Linked DNA regions of Homo sapiens: region 1 is linked to region 2. A link is a loop called in an ENCODE intact Hi-C map of the cell type or tissue named here. Cell type or tissue: MCF 10A. All regions are shown on one strand. Each heading gives the region's core, and the rest is flanking DNA. Links, peaks and the distances in the headings are about the cores only. Region 1 overlaps EMB (embigin). Region 2 overlaps PARP8 (poly(ADP-ribose) polymerase family member 8).

Region 1 (8,315 bases), core at 316-8,315, 360 kb before region 2:
GACTTTAACACCCCACTGTCAATATTAGACAGATCAATGAGACAGAAAATTAACAAGGATATCCAGGACTTCAACCAAGCTCTGGACCAAGCTGACCTAATAGATATCTACAGAACTCTCCACCCAAATCAACAGAATATACATTCTTCTCAACACTACATCGCAATTATTCTAAAATTGACCACAAAATTGGAAGTCAAACACTCCTCAGCAAATGCAAAATAACAGAAATCATAACAAACAGTCTCTCAGACCACAGTGCAATCAAACTAGAACTCAGGATTAAGAAACTCACTAAAAACCCCACAATTACATGGAAACTGTACAACCTACTCCTGAATGACTACTGGATAAATAACAAAATGAAGGCAGAAATAAGTATGTTCTTTGAAACCAATGACAACAAAGACACAACGTACCAGAATCTCTGGGACACATTTAAAGCGGTGTGGAGAGGGAAATTTATAGCACTAAATGCCCATGACAGAAAGCAGGAAAGATCTAAAATTGACACCCTGACATCACAATCAAAAGAACTAGAGAACCAAGAGCAAACAAATTCAAAAGCTAGCAGAAGACGAGAAATAACTAAGATCAGAGCAGAACTGAAGGAGAGACAAGAAAAACCCTTCAAAAAAAAAGCAATGAATCCAGGAGCTGGTTTTTTGAAAAGATCAACAAAATTGATAGACTGCTAGCAAGACCAATAAAGAAGAAAAGAGAGAAGAATCAAATAGATGCAATAGAAAATGATAAAGGGGATACCACCACCAATCCCAAAGAAATACAAGCTACCATCAGAGAATACTATACACACCTCTATGCAAATAAACTAGAAAATCTAGAAGAAATTGATAAATTCCTCGACACATACACCCTCCCAAGACTAAACCAGGAAGAAGTTGAATCTCTGAATAGACCAATAACAGGTTCTGAAATTGACACAATAATTAATAGCTTACCAACCAAAAAAAGCCCAGGACCAGACAGATTCACAGCCAAATTCTACCAGAGGTACAAAGAGGAACTGGTAGCATTCCTTCTGAAACTATTCCAAACAATAGAAAAAGAAAGAATCCTCCCTAACTCATTTTATGAGGCCAGCATCATCCTGATACCAAAACCTGGCAGAGACACAACAAAAAAGAAAATTTCAGGCCAATATCCCCGATGAACATCTATGCGAAAATCCTCAATAAAATACTGACAAACCGAATCCAGCAGCACATCAAAAAGCACCACGATCAAGTCGGCTTCATCCCTGGGATGCAAGGCTGGTTCAACATATGCAAATTAATAAACACAATCCATCACATAAACAGAATCAATGATAAAAACCACATGATTATCTCAATAGATGCAGAAAAGGTCTTCAACAAAATTCAACACCCCTTCATGCTAAAAACTCTCAATAAACTAGGTACTGATGGAACATATCTACAAATAATAAGAGCTATTTATGCAAACCCACAGCCAAGATCATACTGAATGGGCAAAAACTGGAAGCATTCCCTTTGAAAACTGGCACAAGAAAAGAATGCCCTCTCTCACCACTCCTATTCAACATAGTATTGGAAGATCTGGCCACGGCAATCAGGCAAGAGAAAGAAAAAAGGGTATTCAATTAGGAAAAGAGGAAGTCAAATTGTCTCTGTTTGCAGATTACATGATTGTATATTTAGAAAGCCCTATTGTCTCAGCCCAAAATCTCCTTAAGCTGATAAGCAACTTCAGCAAAGGCTGAGGATACAAAATCAATGTGCAAAAATCACAAGCATTCCTATACACTAATTACAGACCAACAGAGAGCCAAATCATGAGTGAACTCCCATTCACAATTGCTACAAAGGGAATGAAATACCTAGGAATCCAACTTATAAGGGATGTGAAGGACCTCTTCAAGGAGAACTACAAACCACTGCTCAAGGAAATAAGAGTGGACACAAACAAATGGAAAAACATTCCATTTTCATGGATAGGAAGAATCAATATCATGAGAATGGCCATACTGCCCAAGGTAATTGAGACATCAATGCTGTCCCCATCAAGCTACCATTGACTTTCTCACAGAATTGGAAAAAACTACTTTAAATTTCTTGTGGAATCAAAAAGGAGCCCACAGAGCCAAGCCAATCCTAAGCAAAAAGAACAAAGCTGGAGGCATCATGCTACTTGACTTCAAACTATACTACAAGGCTACAGTAACCAAAACAGCATGGGACTGGTACCAAAACAGAGAGATAGACCAATGGAACAGAACAGAGGCCTCAGAAATAATGCCGCGTTATCTACAATCATCTGATCTTTGACAAACCTGACAAAAACAAGTACTGGGGAAAGGATTCCCTATTTAATAAATGGTGCTGGGAAAACTGTCTAGCCATATGTAGAAAGCTGAAACTGGATTCCTTCCTTACGTCTTACATAAAAATTAATTCAAAATGGATTAAGGACTCATATGTTAGACCTAAAACCATAAAAGCCCTAGAAGAAAACCTAGGCAATACCATTCAGGATATAGGCATGGGCAAAGATTTCATGACTAAAACACCAAAAGCAATGGCAACAAAAGCCAAAATTGACAAATGGGATCTAATTAAACTAAAGAGCTTCTTCACAGCAAAAGAAACTATTATCAGAGTGAACAGGCAACCTACAGAATGGGAGAAAATTTTTGCAATCTATCTATCTGGCAAAGGGCTAATATCCAGGATCCACAAAGAATTTCAACAAATTTACAAGAAAAAAAACAACCCCATCAAAAAGTGGGCCAAGGATATTAACAGACACTTCTCAAAAGAAGACATTTATGCAGCCAACAGACACATTAAAAAAATGCTCATCATCACTGGTCATCAGAGAAATGCAAATCAAAACCACAATGAGATACCACCTCACGTCAGTTAGAATGGTGATCATTAAAAAGTCAGGAAACAACAGATTCTGGAGAGGATGTGGAGAAACAGGAATGCTTTTACACTGTTGGGGGAGTGTAAATTACTTGTGGAAGACAGTGTGGCGATTCCTCAGGGATCTAGAACTAGAAATACCATTTGACCCAGCAATCCCATTACTGGGTATATACCCAAAGGATTATAAATCATTCTACTGTAAAGACACATGCACACGTATGTTTATTGTGGCACTGTTCAGAATAACAAAGACTTGGAAGCAACCTAAATGCCCATCAATGATAGACTGGATAAAGAAAATGTGGCACATATACACCATAGAATACTATACAGCCATAAAAATGGATGAGTTTATATCCTTTGCAGGGACATGGATGACACTGGAAACCATCATTCTCAGCAAACTATCACAAGAACAGAAAACCAAACACCGGCACGTTCTCACTCATAAGTGGGAATTGAACAATGAGAACATATGGACACAGGGAGGGGAATATCACACACCGGGGCCTGTTGCGGAGTGGGAGCTAGGGGACAGATAGCATTAGCAGAAATACCCAACGTATATGATAGGTTGATGGGTGCAGCAAACCACCATGGCACGTGTATACCTATGTAACAAACCTGCACATTCTGCACATGTACCTCAGAACTTAAAATATAATGAAAAAAATTTACCCAGAACAACAAGAAAATTTGTTCTCTGCATCATTTTAACTTAAAATATCTATTTTTATGAAGTTCGCTACTGCCTTTTAAATTGTTCAAATATATTTTGGGACACTTTGAAAATTCCTTTCTGAAAGACTTTTGGTTCGATGTGTTAAACTAGAGTCCCAGCTCTAGGTGCACTTTTTCACTGGGCTTGAGAAGGACATATTGTTCAACATGATTTAAATTATTTGTGAGTATACACAAAGAAAAAAAAAACTAGTGTTTTCTGTTTAGTGCCTTTATATTCTCTTTTAAACCACTATTAAAAATAAAAAGCATGACAATGTTTTTCAATACTTAACTTTTTAATTCACTAAGTACTATTTTATTCAATTTAATTGCATATTAGATGTATCTTTTCAGTTACATGCAACAGAAAATATTTTTTAAACATTCCTATATAGACATTTTCTGTGCTATTTACACAGTACAGAAAGCCCTCAATGAGAATTTAGGCACATATGCTTACAAAGGAAAAAATTATAATTATTAGAAAGTATGTCAAAATAAATCCATGATCCTTGATTTAAATAAAACTAAAGATTATGATCATATTTCTTTCTTTAAAAGTACAAAGACAGTTAATAAAATGTGATAGTTACAAACATGTGCTATGATTTTGCAGCATTAAATAGTATTGTTACATATGTAATAAATCTAACATTGTGCTACATTATTTTCTAAAGTAAATTAAAAATTAAATAGCAAAATCAGTTTTTATAAACAAAGTTTTTGAACATAATAAGCCAACACATAAAAATAATATACATAGTTGTTGCAGGTTAATCTTGTGATTAAAAGTAATTTTGACAACATTATTCATGAATTATTTTCACTGACTTCATAAGAAAATTTTATCATAAAAGCACAATCACACATTCATGATTCACTGAGAATCACACAGACATTATTATTATGACACATGAATCAGAAGATATGCAAGCCCAAAGAATTCTCGAGTGCATTCCATAGGCCAGCAAAAACATGACTTTCTTTGCCAGCTTCTCTTACAATCTGTGAATCATACTTTTGAATGCCAATAAATCTCAACCTATTAGATGCTTTTGGAAATTAATAAAACTTTAAGCTTACTAAACTGTCTCATTATAGGCAGTTTATAGTGAGACTCTCCTGACATTTACTTAAAATGGCTATTTCCCTATGTTTACTACTAAAAATGGCTATTTCCCTGAAAGTTGATTTTTGTTTATCATTTACTTGTTGCAGATGCTACTGCTGTGTCTATGGCAGACTATCCATAATGTACTTAAATTCTCTCTGCAGGCTAAATGTACGACCAGAGACTATTTTCTGCCTGTTGTCCTGGGGAAATCATAAATAGCACCTTCTTTCACTTTCAGTGGTTGGATGATAAATTTTATGGCCACCCTCCCAATTTATAAGTAAAATTACAAAAAAAAAAAAAAAAAAAGAAAGAAAGAAAGAGTGCTAAGGCAAATAAATGTGTCTTGATTCCCCAGCACCACTATAGGGATACAAGAGTGGCAAAGCATGGATTCCATAAAAATTCCATGGAATTTATGATATAACTGACCAGTTGAAAGGAATAAAATTGATATTAAAAAATACAGATTATAGATAATAGCCTCATTTTCTAAGAAGCATGTAACTTGCAGGCCAAAGCTGTTCAACGTGGTGGTTAATCCTAGGTTCTTCAGGAGGACTCCGTGAATGTGAATCTCAGCTCTAAACACTTACAGGCAGGGTGACTTAAGGCAGCTTACCTAATCTCTCTAAGCTGCAGTTTCCTCATCTATTAAAAAAGTAGATATTAACTGTTTTTATAGCATAGGACCATTGTGTGGATTAAATGAACAAAACATGTCAAAGCAATTTGCACAGTGCCCATCATATGCCATGCACTCAATGTCAGTTATTATTATCCTTAGTGAAGCAGAATTCAATTGGTAAACAGGGCATGTAACTGACTTTCTGGATACAGTGCAGATACATTCCTAAGTATCATATGAAAGAAGGGTCTATAGTTCCATTTTCTTTTTCTCAATACTAGAGTAGGATAAATTCATGGTTAATTAATAAAAATCAAAATAGACATTACATAAATCTGTATAACTTAAGATTCTAAAATAATTGAGTCACTCTTCTATTTTTCATTCATTCAATAAGTATTTATTCAGAATATAGTACAAGTAGGTCACTTTGCCTTTAATTAATACTGCAACACATACTTGAACTTATTTCCACCTATAGATGAACAATACTAATGAGGAATAAGTCCCCAATTCTTTGCATAAATTTGTTCGATTAGACAAAATGAAAGAAATGCTTTCAGTGATCAAAACTAAACTATGAAACTGTGAAAATAATTATACCTTTTAAGATTAAATTTTGAATTGGATCTGAGATATTCTGAAGTATACTGGCAGGGGAAAGTGGAATGAGGTTAGTGGAGTGAACACAAACATCAACTCTCTACAGTATGATGTAAAGAAATACAATCACTAAATTTTGGGGGGAACAGATACAGAGTCTTCCTCTGTCTCCCGGGCTGAAGTGCAGTGGCAATCATAGCTCAGTGCAGCATCAAACTCCTGGGCTCAAGTAATCCTCCCGCCTCAGCCACCCAAGTAGCTGGAACTACAGGCAAGTACCATGCCTGGCTAATTTCTTTTTTATTTTTAGTAGAGACAGGGTCTTACTATGTTGCCCAGGCTGTTCTCAAGTTCCTATCCTCATGTGATCCATCCTCCTTGGCCTCCCAAAGTTCTGAGATTATAGATGTGAGCCACCATGCAGCCTAAAATTCTTTACATTTAAAATCAATGCATTATGTTATTAGAATAAAGGATAAAAATAAGGTTTGCATTTGTACTGTCCATGAAACATGAAGAACAAGGGAAATTTAAATAAGTTGAAAGCAACGTAATCTGTGTAATAGTTTAGGAATTAGAACTCATTTTGCTCACAAGACACTAATTCACTATTACAGAAAATATGACTGGACCTTTATACTATTCTATGTGTTTTTCAAAGTAAAAGAAGCAAATACTGAAGTTATAAAAGCTTGTTTTTCTTTATTAGAATACTTTTTTCAATTCTGATTTGTCACAATTTAGATTCTTTTTCTAAGAATAAGCAGAAATTTACAAAATTTAATTTTTATTTATACATTCATCCGTTCAATACACATTTCAAGAAAGCTGTATTGCACCCTTTCAGTGGTAGTTACAGGACAAAGAAACAAAATAATCCAAGAGAGAGACCAACAAATGTATATTTATAACACAGAGTAATAAACACAAATAAATGTGGAGTTATTTAAGCATGTAAGATGGTACATGCTCTACCAGGTATGGGGGCTTCTCTAAGACACAAGATCAGATTAAAGTCTTGAAAGATAATCTGGGGTTAGTCAAGCAGGTAGAAGTGTGAAGAGCACTTTCTGAGCGGAATCTCCATGTGCCAAGTCTAGTTCAAGAGACTGGATAGAGATTAGCAATTTGGAGAATGCAATATTAAGAAATGGCAAAGGTGAGCCTACAGAGATTCCAAAGTTGCATAGTGAGGTTTGTGTTTGAGAAAGTGGACTCAGGCAGCCACGCAAAAGAGGGATTAATAGAAAAGGAGACTGAGGTAGGAAAATCAAGGCATTAGTGTTGCAGCAGGTGTGGGCAGAGTTGGGGAGGCAATGGGATGGATTCATGAGCTATTAAAAAGGTCAAAGGAGCAGGGATTCATGACCCATAAGTATTAATTAATACAGAAGAAGAAAATATCAGAATGAGTTCTAAATTAGGGCCTGAGCAGCTAGATGTTGGGATAATAACAAAAAGACTGCAAAAGGAGAAGATTTACACTTTGGCAAAAAATGTATATGAAAGTATCTGGGAATTTTATGCCATCATTAAATCTACTTATTATGCTGAAAATCCTTGTTAGCTGGAAAGACTAAGAGAATTCCCCAAGGTGCCTAATATATAAACTTGGAGTAGTTTTCCTACTTCAACTTTTATGCGGCTTATTATTTGCAGTCAATTTATATTTGGTCAATATTAGTTAATTCATTTATCATCTCTGTAAGATTGGTTAATGGAAGCAGATTAAAATCCAACAGTGGTAATTTTCTGGAAGTCCTCCAGAGAGACTACAAAAAGCCAAAAGTCAACTTTAATTTTTGAGTACTTTTCCTATTTAAGGTTACTGAGATAAATTGTCTTTGCTAGAAAAAAATAAACAGTATTGCCAATTAAAAACTCCATTTACTATAGAAATATTCCTGATTATTTTACCTTTGGGAAGCAATGCTTGTTGCTTGAAAATTGTATGAGCCTCAATGGTTAGTGGTGGTAAAATGGAAGAATGCATACTGCAGATGGGTTACACATTTGTTTGTGTTCTATATTCCAAGTCACAAATACACTGCTTTGAATTGTATTTAGTCAAACAGCAGATTTGACTAATATTTCCCTGAATTCAAATAGCTTAGATTAATTAAGCTAACTGATTGGTTATCTACCATTATATAGATATTACCCAAGTAATGTTGTCAAAATAATAATTAATTAAACTAAAATAAATGTATGGCCCTGAGACCAGAATAAAATGAAAACCAAGAATAAAATGAAGTTTGCCATTACCGGGATGTATTCAAGTTCAGCAAACTTATATGTGTAGTTAAGATGCTTTACAACAAAATATTGCATTTTG
Region 2 (8,351 bases), core at 97-8,096:
CGGGTTCACGCCATTCTCCTGCCCCAGCCTCCCGAATAGCTGGGACTACAGGCGCCTGCCACCGCGCCCGGCTAATTTTTTTTGTATTTTTAGTATAGACCTTGCTTTTTTATCCATTCTGGTAATCTTTTCCTTTTATTCAGTGTGTCTTGTTCCATTAACATTCAATGAAGTTATTGATATGATTAGATTCAGGCTCTATTTACTTTTTGTTTTCTATTTGTTCCTTCTGTTTTTTGTTCCTCCTTTCCTGCTTTCTTTTGGATTAAATGATCCAAAATGATTTTTAGAATTATTGTGTAATTTATCTATTAGCTTTTTAAGCAGTTTGTGTGTGTGTGTGTGTGTACATGCTATAGGGATATTTCCTTTTCTGATAGTTATTATTTAGGGTTAATATATCATTTTACATCATATGTAAGGATTTTGCAACTTCATTTTACATAATATGCAAGGACCTTGCAACTGTTTAAGACCATCCTACCCCTCCCTGTTACAACGCTGTAATCATATGTGTGTGAAGTGCTATAATTTTACTTTTTAACAGTCGAATGTATTTTTAAAGCATTAAAAAAATAGTGTTTTATATTTACAGTTTTCGGTGCTTTTCATTCTTTTGACTTTCCGTCTGGTATTATTCATCCAGAAGAGCTTTGTTTAAGACTTCTTATACTGCAGGTCTGCTGGGGACCAATTTTCACAATTTTCTTTTATCTGAAAGTTGTTTTATTTTTCCTTTGTTTTTGGTGGATCTGTATATATAATATATGGGCTGAATAGAGAATTCTGGCTGAACAGTTGTCTCCTCCCCTCCCCAAAAGTCAACATTGGTTCTTATCACTGTTTCCTTGTGTGTAATATGTCGTTTTATTTTTCTCTGACTTCTTTTAGAATGTTTCCTTACATTTGGTTTTCAGCAGTTTGACTGCATGTACCTAGGTGTAATTTGCTTTGTGCTTTCCTGTTTCAGATTTTCTGAGCTTCTTTATTCAACACATCTTTGTCTTTCACTCAAATTGGGAAATTTTTAGCTCTTCTTGATATTTTCTGCATTATTCTTTCTTTCTTCAGCCTTCTAAAACTCTAATATACAAATGTTTGCTCTTTTGCTAGTGCCCCATAAGTCACTGATAGTCTGTTTTTGTTTGTTTCTGTCTTCTTCAGATTGGTTTTTCCTTTACATCCTTAAGTATACTTATGATAACTGTTTTAACATTATGGTGGGCTAATCCCAACACTTGGATCTTCTTTTCTCTTGAAAATAGGTTACATTTTTCTGTTTGTACATATATTAAGTGATTTCTGATTATATTGGATTCACCCTGTGAATGATGCTTTGAGTAGATTCTGTCTTCTATATGTTCCTTTAAAGAGAATTAGTTTTTTTTGTCTTAACAGGCAGATAATTGGCTGAACACAAACTAAAATTTGACTTTTCTGTGGCAGGTGGCAGCTTCACTGATGCAGTCAGATAGCTAATGTTAAACATGTGCTGTGTGTCATGCACCAAAGTAAATGATGACACTGCAAATATAAATAGACGTAGATCTTAACCTCATGGGGCTTGCTATCTAGTTGACAGAGATAAAAAATGAACAGATAAATATGTTCAATTTTCGTATGTCATATGAGGTAAGTACATAGAGGCAGCAGGGTTACTGAGAAGTGAGTTGTGCAATTGTTAAAATATAATTTAAAAATTATTTTGAAACAACTCAATCCTTATGAAAATAGAATAAAGTTTATTTATATATACGTGTGTGTGCGTGCATGATGAAAGATTGATAATATTACTTATACTTCCATTATATTTTGTTAATTCTTTTAGAAAAAAACCAACATTATCAAAAGTACTTCATATTTTGGGGAAACTATTAAAATGTTTAAATTCTTGGGTGCTGTACTAAATAAGAGAAATACTTTTTTGGTAAGAAAAGATGATTTGATGAAATCTGAGCAAAGAAAACAAATGATCATATAATAGGAAAAATAGACCTTGTTGAAATAAAAGACCTGTCTATACTAAAAGAAATATCCCTGTTGGGAGAAAGATATTTCAAAACTGTTAGACTAAGACCCATTTAGACTAATGGAAAGTATATTTTAAAAACCTGTGTTTCTTATGGCGGATATAAAAGTGGTTTTCTAATCTGTTTTGGAAGTTTCCTGTTTATACTTACATCTTTATAACTGAATGGGTAACATGGGTTTGGTTTGTCTTTTTTTTATAAAAGCCTGTCTACCTTAGCAATAACTTGAGCCTTTTTTGTTTGTTTGTTTTAACAGTGTATCCTACTCAGTACATGTATCTGAAGATTACCCAGGTATGCTTTTCTTGTTTTATTACAGATATTCGTATCAGGGTTCCTTTGAATATTTTTTTCTTCTGGAGATGTAAAACGCATATAAATATATTGAGGGGTGAAACACTGGTAGAGGAAGCCTTAAAGCTATAGAAGAATTCTGCTTACTGCCTGCAAAGTACATGTCTTACTCTGAGACACAGTGCAGAATCAAAATAATTTCCCAATGAAAAGTTCTTTAAAGATCCCTATGATAGTTCCAGCCTGTGCATTTACATCATTACAATTAAAATAAAGAGATCAATGGTCTAATTGTTAGTTTTGAACATCATTTGGCCTTTCATAATGTAAAAATAATAGGTAACATTTATTTGTTTCAGTCAGTTTTCTAAGTGTGTGTGTGTATCTATTTTTTCTTTTTAGTATTAAAAAATAGTAATTAGTTCATAGTTTGGTATGGAGATAATGTAAAACTTACTTGTTTAGCATTTAAGTATTTTCTGCGGCAGTTTGCATTAAGCATTTAACCATTTTATAAGATCGTTACATTTGAAAATACTTTCTTAAATCACAAACTTCCTTACAATTATTTTGCTATGCTCTCCATATGTTTTAAGAATAGTATTCTATAAAACTATTGTACAGTTATACAATGAAGTTATTCATTAAGGCTATGCCTATTTTTAATAGTAATACAAAAAGTGTTCTAGAGAAATTTTACTGGAAGAACCAATACAAGAAGTATTTATAAGAAAAATACTTTTTATAGATGGTTATGCAGTCAGCCCTGTCTGATAGTGTAGCATGTTTTTGATGCTATGTTTGCCAAGTATGTTATGAAATAAAAGCCCCACTATTTATTGTAAATACAAAAATTAATGTGCTTCTCATCTGAGTCAGATCATAGAGATGTCAGCCATGAGAAGTACAGGACTTTAAGTCAAGGTAATAGAAATAATAGTACAAATTAAAGCCCAGGTTGAAGACACTAAGTGAATTAATCTGTAGCACAGGATGTATGGTAGAAGATGCCTTTAGTAAACCAAGTGGGCCAAGTGTTTAGCTCCCTCTTGTGGCCAAGAGGTATTACTTGGGCTTTTTCACACTTTACGGGAGCCCCACCTGGAAATGCCAATATACAAACATTGAAATTCTAAAAAAAGTATTGATTATCATTTGTGCTCTTTTTACTGAATTCTCTAACTGGAGCAAGTTTGCAATGAATTTTCAATATAACTTAATTTCCAAAAGGAAGGAGTGTAAGTATATATATTTAATCTGTTTGGTGAAAGTAGGTTGTTATGCTGCAATAAAATATGATCACAGAAGACGGAGATTAGTGCATTCTGGTTTAAATACCGGGGCAGAATTTTCAGTTGGCTGATGTAACCAGTATATCAAAATACACTGTCCAGTGCGCAGTATACCAAGTATTTGCACATACATAATTTCATTTGATTCTCAATGCCGGTCTGTAGGAAAGGCAGAACAGGGCAGTTTATAATATAAATTCATACTTAGAGAAGTGTGCTGAGAGATGGTAAGTATTAAATAACATTTTCCCAAAACATGTAGTTTGGTGATAAAATCAAGTCTGTAATTCAGTTCTGATTCCCGTTGCCTCTGGGGAAGTAGTGTTAGTATTTTTATGGAGCTTTCTTCACAGTGAAATTAATATGATAATGTTTTCCCCATTATTAAATTTTAATCCACATTTATTTGTACTAAGAGTTGTTGGTTAATATGCTTGACTTTTTAGGTAGACATCTTGTTTTATAACTTACGTGTTTGTTCTTCCTTTCCAACATTTATACCTGTTCTTGTTGGCACTGGAATAATTTTTAATAATAGATATGAAAGTTGGCAGCTTTGTCCCTTTTTTCAAAATTAGTGAGCATGCTTCCAGTTGTTTTCAGAAAGGAAATTACTCTTTTTCTCATTTACCAAGCTTTTTTTTAAAAAAAATGAATATTAAATCTTTATCAAACTATTGTTTGGCATCTGTTGAGGTGTCATATCTACTTTTTCCTTTAAACAATAAAGTAACAAATTGTATTAGCAAATAACTCAATGTTGAGCTATGAGAATTATGTGTTTTGTCATATACTTTAGCATTAAAGACCTTAAGTTGCTGAATGAATTAAACAACTCTTTGAGCATTTGCTAGAACTTGCAAACAAATCTGTCTGAGCTTTTTAGGGATGGTTCTGGGTCAGTTGTCTTATTTTTCTGCCATGATTATTATCTCTTCTGTTTTTCTGTTTCTTAGTCATTTTAAAATATGTCTTCTTACTGAAAGTTTCTATGTTGGTGAAATGTCCAAACTTTTTAGCAAAAGTATAGTATTTGGTCCGTAATTGTAAAATTCTTCCATGTCTCTGGTTATTTCTCCTGGCCCATTTTTATTGTTCATATTTGTTCTTGTTCTTCCGTCCGTTGGTTTGTCTTCCAAATAGTTTAGCCATTTAAAAGATTCTTTCAAACAAATAGCTCTCTTTAATGTTGCATTCAATTTCTAAATGCAGTAATCTTGATACTACATTTATGAATTCTTTCTAATAATATACCTTAGGCTTCCCCTCTGCCTACTTTTCCTGGATTATTTGGATCAGTTATTAAGTAATCATCTAAGTTTGAACATATGAAATTTTCTTTGCTCTATGAAAATATATCAGTATTATCCTCCAAAGTCAAGATTACATCATTCTAGCTTATGTCCCTAGGAACAGATTTGTCCTTTTATAATTGTGATCTATTAATTAACTTGTACCATCTATTGAAATTTATTTCATACTTTTAGTGAAATGAAAATTTAGAGGGCCTTTGTTGAGTCAGCATATATAATAGCATGTATATAAATGAAATACTAAATGATATGTTGACTGTTCATGATTAAGTGAAGAAATAGAGAGGCCTTGTGATTTACTTGTACTTCTTTGTAGATTTTATTTTGAAGACAGTTTTTTTTTTAATGTCAGAGAATGAATTACACAATAGTTGTGTATATTACAAGTCACAGGTTGGCTCTACTATAATGGCAGAGTTCTTTAATTTTCTCTTTCCACTTTTAATTAGAAAGGCTTACCTACTGTTGGGAGTGGACTCTCTTATCCCTAGTAGAGGAATGAAGGGATACTTTCTGGATCCTCTGGCACCTGTGAGTCTAAAGAGTCTTGACCTACATGATATACTTGAGCATTAGGTATAGCCTGTGAATAAACCTCTTAAGTGAGAATTAGAATACTATACAGTCTATATCAAATTATAGCCCCAAAAATATAATTGTTTTTATACCTAATAAACATTTATATTTTATAAGACATTGCAACTTTTTAGTGACAATACTTTCCATATTTGAAAAAGGACATGGTATAGTGACAAATCATTGATTTTTGGATTCAGGCAGATTCAAGTTTTACCACTTACTAGTGTATAGTTAGTTAATTAATAGTATTTAATTTCTCTGAGCCTTAGTTTCCTAGTATTTAAAATAGGGATAATAATTGACTGCTATAGGGGATGAGGTGAAATTATGTAGAAAATTCAGCAAAAATATCCAGAATGTAACATGAAATCAATATAATTTTTTTAGAGTTATAATTATTATTTATCTTAAGTTACATCAGTGAGGGATGGAATGACTTGACTTAAATGGTGCTGTATTTGGAGCAGAATAAAAGCAACAGTTTAAGAAATACTTTTGCACAGTTCTATTCATCTCTCCCCAAGTCTCAAGTGTTCATGAAAGTTCTGGTAATGCTTTGCATAGTGTTAGAGAAGTGAAGAGAAAATATCTTGCTGTTAACAGCCTTAACAAAGATCTGTAGGTCCTCTATAAAACATACACATTAAAAATCTAACTGTCCCCAGAGGTTTTCAGAAAAAAAAAAAAGAGCTTAGAAGTCAAGATGGAGAATTCCAGTGAAGGAATTTGAGTTTGAAAACATTCATATATATATATATATATATATATATATATATATACACACACACACACACACACACACACACACATATATATATATTTTATTATACTTTAAGTTCTAGGGTACATGTGCACAACGTGCAGGTTTGTTACATATGTATACATGTGCCATGTTGGTGTGCTGCACCCATTAACTCATCATTTACATTAGGTATATCTCCTAATGCTATCCCTCCCCCCAGCCTCCCACCCCACAACAGGCCCCAGTGTGTGATGTTCCCTTTCCTGTGCCCATGTGTTCTCATTGTTCAATTCCCACCTATGAGTGAGAACATGTGGTGTTTGGTTTTTTGTCCTTGCGATAGTTTGCTGAGAATGATGGTTTCCAGCTTCATCCATGTCCCTACAAAGGACATGAACTCATCATTTTTTATGGCTGCATGGTATTCCATGGTGTATATGTGCCACATTTTCTTAATCCAGTCTATCATTGATGGACATTTGGGTTGGTTCCAAGTCTTTGCTATTGTGAATAGTGCTGCAATAAACGTACGTATGCATGTGTCTTTATAGCAGCATGATTTATAATCCTTTGGGTATATACCCAGTAATGGGATGGCTGGGTCAAGTGGTATTTCTAGTTCTAGATCCCTGAGGAATTGCCACACTATCTTCCACAATGGTTGAACTAGTTTACAGTCCCACCAACAGTGTAAAAGTGTTCCTATTTCTCCACATCCTCTCCAGCACCTGTTGTTTCCTGACTTTTTAATGATCGCCATTCTAAGTGGTGTGAGATGGTATCTCATTGTGGTTTTGATTTGCATTTCTCTGATGGCCAGTGATGATGAGCATTTTTTCATGTGTCTGTTGGCTGCATAAATGTCTTCTTTTGAGAAGTGTCTGTTCATATCCTTCGCCCACTTTTTGATGGGGTTGTTTTTTTCTTGTACATTTGTTGGAGTTCTTTGTAGATTCTGGGTATTAGCCCTTTGTCAGATGAGTAGATTGCAAACATTTTCTCCCATTCTGTAGGCTGCCTGTTCACTCTGATGGTAGTTTCTTTTGCTGTGCAGAAGCTCTTTAGTTTAATTAGATCCCATTTGCCAATCTTGTCTTTTGTTGCCATTGCTTTTGGTGTTTTAGACATGAAGTCCTTGCCCATGTCTATGTCCTGAATGATATTGCCTAGATTTTCTTCTAGGGTTTTTATGGTGTTAGGTCTAACATTTAAGTCTTTAATCCATCTTGAATTAATTTTTATATAAGGTGTAAGGAAAGGATCCAGTTTCAGCTTTCCACATATGGCTAGCCAGTTTTCCCAGCACCATTTGTTAAATAGGGAATCCTTTCCCCATTTCTCACTTTTGTCAGGTTTGTCAAAGCTCAGATGGTTGTAGATGTGTGGTATTATTTCTGAGGGCTCTGTATTGTTCCATTGGTCTATATCTCTGTTTTGGTACCAGTACCATACTGTTTTGGTTGCTGTAGCCTTATAGTATAGTTTGAAGTCAGGTAGTTTGATGCCTCCAGCTTTGCTCTTTTTGCTTCGGATTGACTTGGCAATGCAGGCTGTTTTTTGGTTCCATATGAACTTTAAAGTAGTTTTTTCCAATTCTGTGAAGAAAGTCATTGGTAGCTTGATGGGGATGGCATTCAATCTATAAATTACCTTGGGCAATATGGCCATTTTCACGATATTGATTCTTCCTATCCATGAGCATGGAATGTTCTTCCATTTGTTTGTATCCTCTTTTATTTTGTTCAGCAGTGGTTTGTAGTTCTCCTTGAAGAGGTCCTTCACATCCCTTGTAAGTTGGATTCCTAGGTATTTTATTCTCTTTGAAGCAATTATGAATGGGAGTTCACTCATGATTTGGCTCTCTGTTTGTCTGTTATTGGTGTATAAGAATGCTTGTGATTTTTGTGCATTGATTTTGTATCCTGAGACTTTGCTGAAGTTGCTTATCAGCTTAGGGAGATTTTGGGCTGAGACGATGGGGTTTTCTAAATATACAACCATGTCATCTGCAAACAGGGACAATTTGACTTCCTCTTTTGCTAATTGAATACCCTTTATTTCTTTCTCCTGCTTGATTGCCCTGGCCAGAACTTCCAACACT

The links. Hi-C counts contacts between places; a loop is a spot of excess contacts. Peaks named below come from ENCODE experiments on the same cell type or tissue, not always from the same donor. Only the 100,000 strongest peaks of a DNase experiment are listed, where the experiment ranks them.
Region 1: a loop joins it to region 2, with 22 times the contacts of the local background. A loop is called at or near these places in 2 of 110 quality-filtered maps.

The regions. Positions count from the first base shown.
Region 1 is chr5:50,389,535-50,397,849 of GRCh38, forward strand. It overlaps EMB (embigin), which reads right to left. Exons shown (of 9, transcript NM_198449.3): 9 at 6,658-8,315. Among named protein-coding and RNA genes, the nearest start is that of EMB, 48 kb to the right of the region's middle. In MCF 10A, for the core only: no CTCF peak of the experiment used is centred there; a DNase peak (open chromatin) is centred at 4,597.
Region 2 is chr5:50,747,865-50,756,215 of GRCh38, forward strand. It overlaps PARP8 (poly(ADP-ribose) polymerase family member 8), which reads left to right. Exons shown (of 26, transcript NM_024615.4): 3 at 2,287-2,324. Among named protein-coding and RNA genes, the nearest start is that of PARP8, 85 kb to the left of the region's middle. In MCF 10A, for the core only: a CTCF peak has its summit at 3,365 (motif pointing left); a DNase peak (open chromatin) is centred at 3,367.